2 separate regions of the Homo sapiens genome follow, and region 2 is linked to region 1. A link is a loop called in an ENCODE intact Hi-C map of the cell type or tissue named here. Cell type or tissue: PC-3. All regions are shown on one strand.

The links. Peaks named below come from ENCODE experiments on the same cell type or tissue, not always from the same donor. Only the 100,000 strongest peaks of a DNase experiment are listed, where the experiment ranks them.
Region 2: a loop joins it to region 1, with 9 times the contacts of the local background. A loop is called at or near these places in 2 of 110 quality-filtered maps.

What each region holds. Positions count from the first base shown.
Region 1 is chr1:37,574,655-37,579,654 of GRCh38, reverse strand. GNL2 (G protein nucleolar 2) reads left to right here. Exons shown (of 16, transcript NM_013285.3): 9 at 3,099-3,227; 10 at 3,956-4,060; 11 at 4,832-4,990. Among named protein-coding and RNA genes, the nearest start is that of GNL2, 19 kb to the left of the region's middle. RefSeq lists an enhancer at 2,326-3,525. In PC-3, no CTCF peak of the experiment used is centred here; DNase peaks (open chromatin) are centred at 2,904 and 4,374; H3K4me3 peaks cover 420 bases; H3K27ac peaks cover 3,373 bases.
Region 2 is chr1:37,496,722-37,501,721 of GRCh38, reverse strand. All of the region lies in intron 5 of MEAF6 (MYST/Esa1 associated factor 6), which reads left to right. It overlaps MIR5581 (microRNA 5581), which reads left to right and starts at 728; the gene lies at 728-787. In PC-3, no CTCF peak of the experiment used is centred here; a DNase peak (open chromatin) is centred at 2,301; H3K4me3 peaks cover 656 bases; H3K27ac peaks cover 1,893 bases.

The DNA.
Region 1 (5,000 bases):
AAGTGTTGGGATTACAGGCATGAGCCACTGCACCTGGCCTATATATTTTTTCTTTTGGTACATATATGACATTTTCCTCTATTTTCTGGGTACTTTTTTTTTTTTGTGAGACAGAGTTTTGCTCTTGTTGCCCAGGCTAGAGTGCAATGGCGCGATCTCGGCTCACTGCAACCTCCTCCTCCCAGGTTCAAGCAATTCTCCTGCCTCAGCCTCCCGAGTAGCTGGGATTACAGGCATGTGCCACCACACTTGGCTAATTTTGTATCTTTAGTAGAGACGGGGCTTCTCCGTGTTGGTCAGGCTGGTCTCAAACTTCCGACCTCAGGTGATCCGCCCCCCTCGGCCTCCCAGAGTGCTGGGATTACAGACGTGAGCCACTGCTCCCGGCCACTTTCCTTGTTTTGATCATCCAGCTGCCCAGTCACAAAATTTATTTTGCCAATTGCTTTTAATTTTTAATTTCTGAGAGCTCTTGTTGAATTCTGATTTGCTCTGCCTCCTTTTACATCTTATTTCACAGTCACAGTATCATTAATGACGTTTTGAAATTTTCCTGTCTGCATTGATTCTGTTACCTCCAAATTTTTGTGGGTTTTTTTGTGTTTTCTGCTACAGTCACGCTTAAAAATTTTTTCTTTTACTTTAAAAATTTTTTTGAGACAGGGTCTTGTTCTGTCTTAACCCAGGCTGAAGTGCAGTGGTGCGATCATGGCTCACTGCAGCCTCGACCCGCAAGTAGAGTCAACTTAAATGTTTATTCTTGGTTCTCTATTTATATTTAAGAGTAAGGCATTAGGCCAGGTAGAGTGGCTCATGCCTATAATCCCACCACTTTGGGAGGATGAGGCAGGCAGATCGCTTGAGCTCAGGAGTTCTAGACGAGCCTGGGCAATATGGCAAAACTCCATCTCTACAAAAGATAGAAAAAAATTAGCAAGGCATAGTGGTGCACACTTATGGTTCCAGCTACCCAGGAGGCTGAGGCAGGAGGATTGCTTGAGCCCAGGAGACAGAGGCCGCAGAGAGCTGTGATTGTGTCGCTGTACTTCAGCCTGGTTGACAAGGGAAGACCCTGTTTCAAAAAAAAAAAGAGTAAGGCATTAAAAAGCTGATAGGTTCTTTTTTTTCTCCATGGAGTGGCCTTGTTGACTGATAGACTTCATTGTAAGGTGATTAAATAGGGACTCTAATTTAATTTAATTTTTTTTTTTTTTTTGAGACAGAGTCTTGCTCTATTGCCCAGGTTGGAGTGGAGTGGCCTGATTTAGGCTCACTGCAATCTCCGCCTCCTGGGTTCAAGCAATTCTCCTGCTTCAGCCTCCCAAGTAGCTGGGAGTACAGGCAAGCACCACCAGACCTGGTTAATTTTTGTATTTTGAGTAGAGTTGGGGTTTCACCATGTTGGCCAAGCTGGTCTCAAACTCCTGACCTCAAGTGATCTGCCCACCTCAGCCTCCCAGAGTTCTGGGATTACAGGCATGAGCCACTGTGCCTGACTGGGACCCAAATTTTTTGTTGGGAGGACATCCTGTAGATACCAGTGTCTGTAGGTCTTTTTTCTTGGGCTTGTGAGTTTCCCCAGAAGAGAATCTTTCAATCTCTAGCTCTAGGGGTATAGAATCCTGGCTGCTAGAGTTCTGGGAACTCAGTGGGAATAGTAGACTGGGCATCTCACTATTGAATACTTAGATTTTCAATTAATCATTCTGGGAATACTGTTATTATCTCTAAATCCAGGATCCCTTTCAAGTCTGAAGATTACAGATACTTTCAAACATGTGACATTTCAAAAAATCCAAAAGCCACTTTCATAGGCCCTGGATTTCTTTGAGAGTAGAGAAGTTGTGTGCCCACCCTGAATGAGGGAGGGGATGGAGAAGTGTGGCTGCTTTGGCAGACTATCTGCTGGTCCTTGTTTTCAGCCCTATCTTAAGAGGGATCTACCACCAATTCCCAGTGATTCCCAATGAATCTCTGTGATTCATTGTCATTATTATTGCTGGATCTTTAGTTTTTCTATCTTTACAACCACTTAGCTTTTATATTTTGTAATGGGCCAAGTTTGATACTACTTTTAAGCATCTAGTATTTTGTTTAACATCACTTTAGTTTTTGTTGTCTCATCTCCATCTCATTCTCTGGTTCAGTATGTTTGGTTCTATTGGTTTAAAAGTGTTAATGTCCACTGCTGTCATTCTAGTGGAGTTGGTGAGGGAACGGGGTTAGCATGTATGTTCAGTCCACCATCTTTAATCGGAAGCCTCCATTCGTTTGTAGGCCCTCTTCTTGATAGCAAGCTCTGCCTTTTTGAGACTTTCACCCTGTAGTCGTAACTTTCAAGGTTGCTTTTTTTCTTTTGTTATTTATTTTTGGCAGTGGAAATGCAGATGTATTATGCAAAGAAAAGGGGGGGTGAGTTGTGGGATTGTCCAGTTGATGAACCTGTTCATATTCTTTTTCCCGAAGATGTTTTATCAATAGATGGCATTGTTCTAAATCAGTGACTAACAAGCTGTTTTTCTTCTTTTGTTTCTTTTTTTTTTTTTTGAGACTGGAGTCTCTGTCACCCAGGCTATAGTGCAGTGCATGATCTTGGTTCCCTGCAACTTCGGCCTCCCAGGTTCAAGCGATTCTCCTGCCTCAGCCTCCCAAGTAGCTGGGATTACAGGCTTGCGCCACCATGCCTGGCTAATTTTTGTATTTTTAGTAGAGACAGGGTTTCATCATGTTGGCCAGGCTGGTCTCGAACCCCTGACCTCAGGTGATCCGCTCTCCTTGGCCTCCCAAAGTGCTGGGATTACAGGCGTGAGCCACTGTGCCGAGCCTTCTTTTATTTCTTGACCTACATACTTTTAACCTTAACACATACAAGGATAATTTCACTTGCATGACTGAGGAAATGACTCACCTCTGATTTATTAATAAGCATATGTATCCAGCTTACTCAGATTATGTAGGTGGTGTGTATCTAGGCTTCAGATCAAGTTGTATCAACAGTTTTGCACTGTATTCTTGATATTAACAAAGTAATACAACCTACTTGTCCAAAGGGATATATATGACTGCATGTATGTGCTGTGTATTCTCTCTTTGAACAGTTGCACACTGACAAGAAACAGATCAGTGTTGGGTTCATTGGCTATCCAAATGTTGGCAAGAGCTCTGTGATAAATACATTGCGTTCTAAGAAAGTTTGCAACGTGGCTCCCATTGCAGGTGAAACAAAGGTACGTTGGGCGCAGGGTGACCTTACTTTTGCATATTTTCTTTTCATAGAGAGTGATTGTTTAGGACTTGTTGATTTCTCTCTGCTTCTCTTGAATGCAGACCACCACTAGGAGTTTAGCTCACCATATAATAGTTTGGAACGTATCAGAGTTGTTTCTGCCCACTTTGATAAGACTGAGAGTATTTTATATGCCCCCGTGTGGCTTTGGCCTGTGTTAGTTAATGTGATTCATATTTAGATCTGTTTTAAATTATCACTCCAGCCTTTTATTTTGATAAACAAAACTAACCCAAGAATATTTGATGCCTGGGTTAAGAAGCCTCAAACTTAAGGTAGGTTCTGAAAGTTGGGGGTCATATCCTAGAACACATAGTGGGGAACAGCATGGTTTTGCTTAAAGGCAATGAGGTCAAGCAGTACTAAGCTCTCAAGAGTACTTCTAAAACTCAGGAAAGGTTCACCGGGTATAATTGCACAATACGAGATGGAAATCCTGTCTCTGTGTTGTTTTTAGACTCTTAGCTGATGGAAACTATAGTTTACACTTAGTGGAAGTATCTTGTGCACGGCACAGATGAGAGAGTTAGTAGCTTAATTACTTAGCGCGTTGCTTTTCTTTGACTCACCCCTTCCTCCTTTCCAGCTTCATACATGAGCATCAGGGGTTTGTGAAATTAGACTCTTAGTGTTTGATACAGGACATCTCTGACTTTTTTCTGACTTCAGGTCTGGCAGTATATTACTTTGATGCGTCGGATATTCCTGATTGACTGTCCAGGTGTGGTTTACCCCTCTGAGGACTCCGAGACAGACATTGTGCTAAAAGGAGTTGTGAGTATTTGGCCCTGATAGGCTGTTTGTGTTTGCGGGGGAGTGTTCTATAGGGAACCCTGGATACCTTTCCTTTTTACTTATTAAGAAGGCAGTTTGGGGTCAGCCTGTCTGACCAAACTTTAGGAACATGATGCTGAACAGCAGCCTCTCAGCATAAGCTGTTTGAGGAATTAGTGGAACCATGGGCATATCTGGTCAATATCATCCCACAAAAGAGTTTGTAGTTTACACACAGGATCCAAAGGGAAGCAGGGCCTGTTTATGCTTAGCGATAATTCGTCTTCGTGGGTTTATGGGTTGAGTCATTTTGGAACCCAGTCATTTCCTCACTTGTTTCTGAATACGACTGAAAAACTGTAAATGGTTCCACTTAACCTTGACCATGCTTCTGGCTATACATCCTGTACACATTCCTCCTCTCCTTTCTTAAACTATTCCATTATTTTTGTGTCCTGGGATGGGCAGGCTTTTAACCATTTCTGCAAGTGAGTAACATGAAGCATTCCAAGTTTAAACTGTGGCAGCCACACAGTTAGTTTGTGGTGAGTGGGGATTAAAGCTGAGTTCTGGGCTCCGTGGCTATGGTCAGCTTTCAGCAGTGCTCCTTGCAGCTGACCATGTCTAGCCCCGTCAGAGACAGGCTCCTGCCAATCTCCACGAGCTTTGTGATGTTGAAGTCTATTTTCAAATAGTGCTGCAAAGGACACTGGGAACTTCACTGCTTCCACAACAAAGTTTGTAAGTGAGAGATTTCCTATTAACATTTAGGTTCAAGTAGAAAAAATTAAGAGTCCTGAAGACCACATTGGTGCTGTACTTGAACGAGCAAAGCCAGAATATATCAGCAAAACATACAAGATTGATTCTTGGGAGAATGCTGAGGACTTTCTTGAGAAGCTCGCTTTCCGGACTGGGAAGTTACTAAAGGTGACCCGGC
Region 2 (5,000 bases), 78 kb after region 1:
TGCTGCAGACTCTTTCTGTTGCTGATGGCAAGAAAGTCATTAGGTCCAAGTGAACGGGCTAATTTGCTCAAAGGGAGGAATTGGTGGGCATTAGAGTAACCCTCAAGGAAGACTCCAGGACATTCTTCTCACTGTTTCTAGTGTAGAATAGTTTTATTCCATAAAAACCTTGTTTCATATGGTGAATATGGAATACTTTTAGAAGAGGAAAAGGAGAAATAGAAATGGAATCTGTGTAATAGTATTTGAAAAATGCCACTGGTACTTATTGGGAAGCTGTAAAGTGGGATAAAGTCTTCTGCTGGTAATTCTGATCTTTGCCTACTCTTATTTCTTTGTGGATGGAGAGAACTGATTTGACATGCCTTTTTTTCTCTTTAAATACAAGTTTTTTTTATTGCTTGTGATTTTTCTGTTTCTGTATTTCTCAGCAATATGCTGACTTCAGATACTGGAGGAACAGTATAAAGCCTGTAAAATATGAGAGTGTCTTCATAGGTAACGTGTAACATTGGTGCACCATGTTTTTTTGCAGTACATAATGAGATAGGAATGACGTCAGTGGACAGAGAGGCCAGGTGTCACCCAGAGAGGGTTTCAGCATTCACTCTGCCTGGGGTTTGTATGATCATGCTGGGGATTGTTAACTCAGATAATTGGAAATTATGCAGCTTGACCTAAAGAGTATAATGTCCGGTTTCTAGAGTAAGGAGTTTTGCTGGCCTCAAGCCTTCCAGGAGAAATGGAGACCCTATACATACCTGTTTCCATGCCTCCTAGAAGTTCCGAAGCCAGGGTAAGAGTTCTCATTCTAGAAACTGTACATTCGTTCTACTCCTCCTGGAAGACTGCGTGCTGAGCAGGTGAAAGGGGGCAATGCAAGGGATGGGTGGCATTCCCTGTTCTCCAGTTTGCTTCTGGATTTGGTTTACAAATCTGTAGGGTATTCCTTCATGCACCCAAGGTATTAAACTTGTTAGCTTCATGGATATGACAGTGCCTGGGGGTAATGTAGGATTAACTCTACCTGATTTGAACCTCCTTGATTGGCGTCAGCTGGTTCTTCAATTATTTTAAGAGTTTTTCTTGTTGATGGTAATGGTGTTTTCTAGACTGCAGAAATAGTATTTCCTTCAAATAATGACTGAGGACTGCTGCTTAACATTTTTCTGCAAACCAGAAGTCACCATCCTAATCGCATAACTGTAGTAAGAATTAGCAAAAATTGTATATCTACCTCTTCATATATTTTTGAAAGGCTATAGGTTATTTGACCAACTGTAGTAAGACTGGTGCTAGCTTATCACGAATAACAGAGAAATATATTCTTAAAAATTTTTTTAATTGTCAAGATAATTAAATGTCATGCTCTGTATTGCTTTTATTAAATTTACTCCAGTGTCATTTTTTTTTAATTTTTTATTTTTTTCAGACAGTCTTGCTCTGTCACCCAGGCTGGAGTGCAGTGGCACGATCTCAGCCCCTGCAGCCTCTGCTTCCTGGGTTCAAACGATTCTCCTGCCTCAGCCTCCTGAGTAGCTGGGATTACAGGCGTGCACCACTGTGCCCAGCTAATTTTTGTATTTTTAGTAGAGACACGTTTCACTGTGTTGGTGTGAACTACTGGCCTCAGGTGATCCACCTGCCTCGGCCTCCCAAAGTGCTGGGATTACTGGCATGAGCCACGGTGTCTGGCCTAGTGTCATTTTAAAGTAGTGATTATTTTCTTATTTCATAGTGTCTAGAGTAGGGAGGAAACTCTTTGAAAGTTTCGGGGACTTTTTCCCATTACTGATTAATAGTCTGTAGATAGCTGTTTATTTCAGGTAGTTCTTCATTTCCACTAATGATGTTATTAGCTGGTGACTGATAAAAAGGAGTTAAAGAGGAGCTAAACTTCATTTTCTTCTTGCAAGTTTCTAGCACATTTCCATAGGAACAATACTTCTTCCTATCCTAGGAGCTATCTCCTTCCAGAAAAATAGTAGTAGTTGTAAAAATCTTCGATATTAGTTACTGCTTCGCAAATAGTGTTTTCTGTTTGGAAAGCAGAATCCTGCTTTTTATTGCTGTCCTTTTGTCTTCCCTCTGATTTAATATCTGGCTGATCTCCCTTGGCCTTAGGCACTCATCTGCCCCAAGAAAGGAGAGTGAAGCTGATTTGTTTCCTTTCTAGGGAAGCAAAATTCAGTGTGCCTGAATGGCACACGAGCGGTCAGTTAAGGCTCTTGGACTCCTGCCATCTTTAGTCAGGAATTGTGTCTGCTCCAAGTCCCTTACTACTGCTGACTGATATCTCAGTAGGGCTGGCAGATTGGGGTGGGGACAGAGCATGGTGTCTATGTACATTGTTAAGTTTGTACCCAGTATAGTACATGTTTATCCTCCAGTGTGCCATACCCCATATAGTGAGATGAGTCAATAATAAATTATTTCAGCAAATGTTTGAGTACTTACTGTGTGCCAGACACTGTTTAGTGGTGAGCAAAGGTGGAAATAAATATGGCACTTAAGCAAAAGGAAATAACTTGAATTTGCCCTCTTCAGGAATATGAAATTTTTTTTTTTCTTGAAACAAGGTCTTGCTGGATTGCCCAGGCTGGAGTGCAGTGGTGAGATCATGGGTCATTGCAGCTTTGACCTCCTGGGCTCAGGCAATCCTCCCACCTCATCCTCCTAAGTAGCTGGGAGTACAGGCATGTGCCACCATGCCTAGCTAGTTTCTGTATTGTTTTGTAGAGATGGGGTTTTGCCATGCTGCACAGGCTGGTCTTGAACTCCTAGGCTTGATCCTCCTGCCTCGGCCTCCCAAAGTGCTGGGTTTACAGGCATGAACCACACCACACCCCGCCAGAATATAAAAATTTATCAAATAATTTTTAGCATCCATAAGTGATCACATTGTTCTGAATTCTTATATTTTACATGATACCTGAACAGTATGTCATTCCTGGTATCTTTAAAGAAAAAGTTGAAATAATACCATATAGTGGCCAGGTGCTGTGGCTCATACCTGTAATTCCAGCAATTTGGGAGGCTGAGGTGGAGGGATCACTTGAGTCTAGGAGTTCGAGACCAGCCGGGGGCAACATGGCGAGACTCCCGTCTCTACAAAAAAACACAGTAATTAACTGGACGTGATGGCATGCCTGTAGTCTCAGCTACTTGGAAAGATGAGATGAGGCTGGAGGATTGCTTGAGCCCAGGAGGTTGAAGCTTCAGTGAGCTACTGCACTTCATCCTGGGTGACAGAGGAAGACCCTGTCTCAGTAATAGTAATAATAATAATAATAATAATAATAATAATAATAAAAAATAACATAGCTACTCTTATAAGTTTCTGTTACTATAAAAAATTACTTTAGATAGTCTGTAAAGTTTTGATTAACTAGATACAGTCTATTTTGATTTGTGAACAAAGTCAAGTCAGGCTGAAAGTGAAATATTTGATAATTCCTAGTTTCATACACCTACTGTATACTCTCCCAAATGTCTAAAGTGAAACTATTTTGTGAGAGATATTGACATTAAGCTTTCTTCCAGCTTTACTCTTGCAAACATTGTCTAGGAGGAAATGTAGCCATTTGCATATTGTTTTAGCACCTAAATGTAGCCATTTGCTTATTGTTTTAGTCTGGAAGGTGTTGGAGCCGGTGAAGGAGCAGGTGTCATGCTCCAGGTTAATGTTTGCTTTGGAGGCCTGCCCAGATCATGGCCTGCTAGTGGTGATGGCACAAAATGGTCTCCTTCTCTGTACTGCTCCTTCCAGATCCCTGAGACTTGGGTGCTTGTGGATGGCAGCTTTCCCTTGTTTTAATAGGGGTGCTGCAGGCTGGGTGCAGTGGCTCATGCCTGTAATCCCAGCACTTTAGGGGGCCGAGGCAGATGGATCACCTGAGGTCAGGAGTTCGAGACCAGCTTGGCCAACATGGTGAAACCCTGTCTCTACTAAAAATACAAAAATTAGCTGGACCTAGTGGCAGGCGCCTGTAATCCCAGCTGCTAGGGAGGCTGAGACAGGAGAATCGTTTGAACCCAGGAGGCGGAGGTTACAGTGAGCCAAGATTGCGCCATTGCACTCCAGCCTGGGTGACAAGAGCAAAACTCTGTCTCAAAAAATAAATAAATAAATAAATAAATAAATACGGGTGCTGCAGACTTTTGTGTTTCTTAATTATAGCCCTGATATAGACAGTTAATTGCCATCACCTACTTAGGTGGCAGAGCAATACTGTTCTTCATTTTCTGGAACAAGGTTCCACCACTGAAGTTTATTCATTCAACTTTGGGCTTTTAGGATGAATGCTGTAGAAAAGGAGCATGGTGTTCCCTGGACATGTTTAGAACATATAACTTGAGGGAGGCTGAGGCAGGAGAATGGCGTGAACCCGGGAGGCAGAGCTTGCAGTGAGCCAAGATCGCCGCCCCTGCACTCCAGCCTGGGTGCCAGAGCGAGACTCCGTTTCAAACAAACAAACAAACAAACAAACAAACCCATATAACTTGAGTAAAAATTTGTGAAATGTTTTCCTTTTTTAAAGTTTAGACTGTGTTGTAGTTTTTTATTTTAGTGAAAGTATATTATGCTGAGTTGTTAGCACTCTCTTCAAAGTGCCTTTCATTATATAACTAAACCTTTCTTTCTCTGTTTCTTCTAATGCCCTAATTATATTTTTCAATACAATTAAATATTTTAAAAGTTCTAACTCCGAATTTGGCAGCTAATAAAAGGGCTCCAGGTGTCTGAGTTTTCTAATGAAATAACTTTTTCTTTCATAGTCTAGTCTTCTGATATGAAATCCATTGAAGGAAGGGAATCTTCTGACCACAAAATCTTTGGTGCTTTGATGTTTGATACTTTGTTGCTTAAGATTCTTAAAGCTGATTTTGTTTCTACAATTCTTGCTAGGGTGGCTAATCGACTAATTTATTCAATTAGTATATTAATTTCTATTGCTTTCTTCCTTTCAAATGCTGCCCCTCAGCCCGTCTGGCATGTT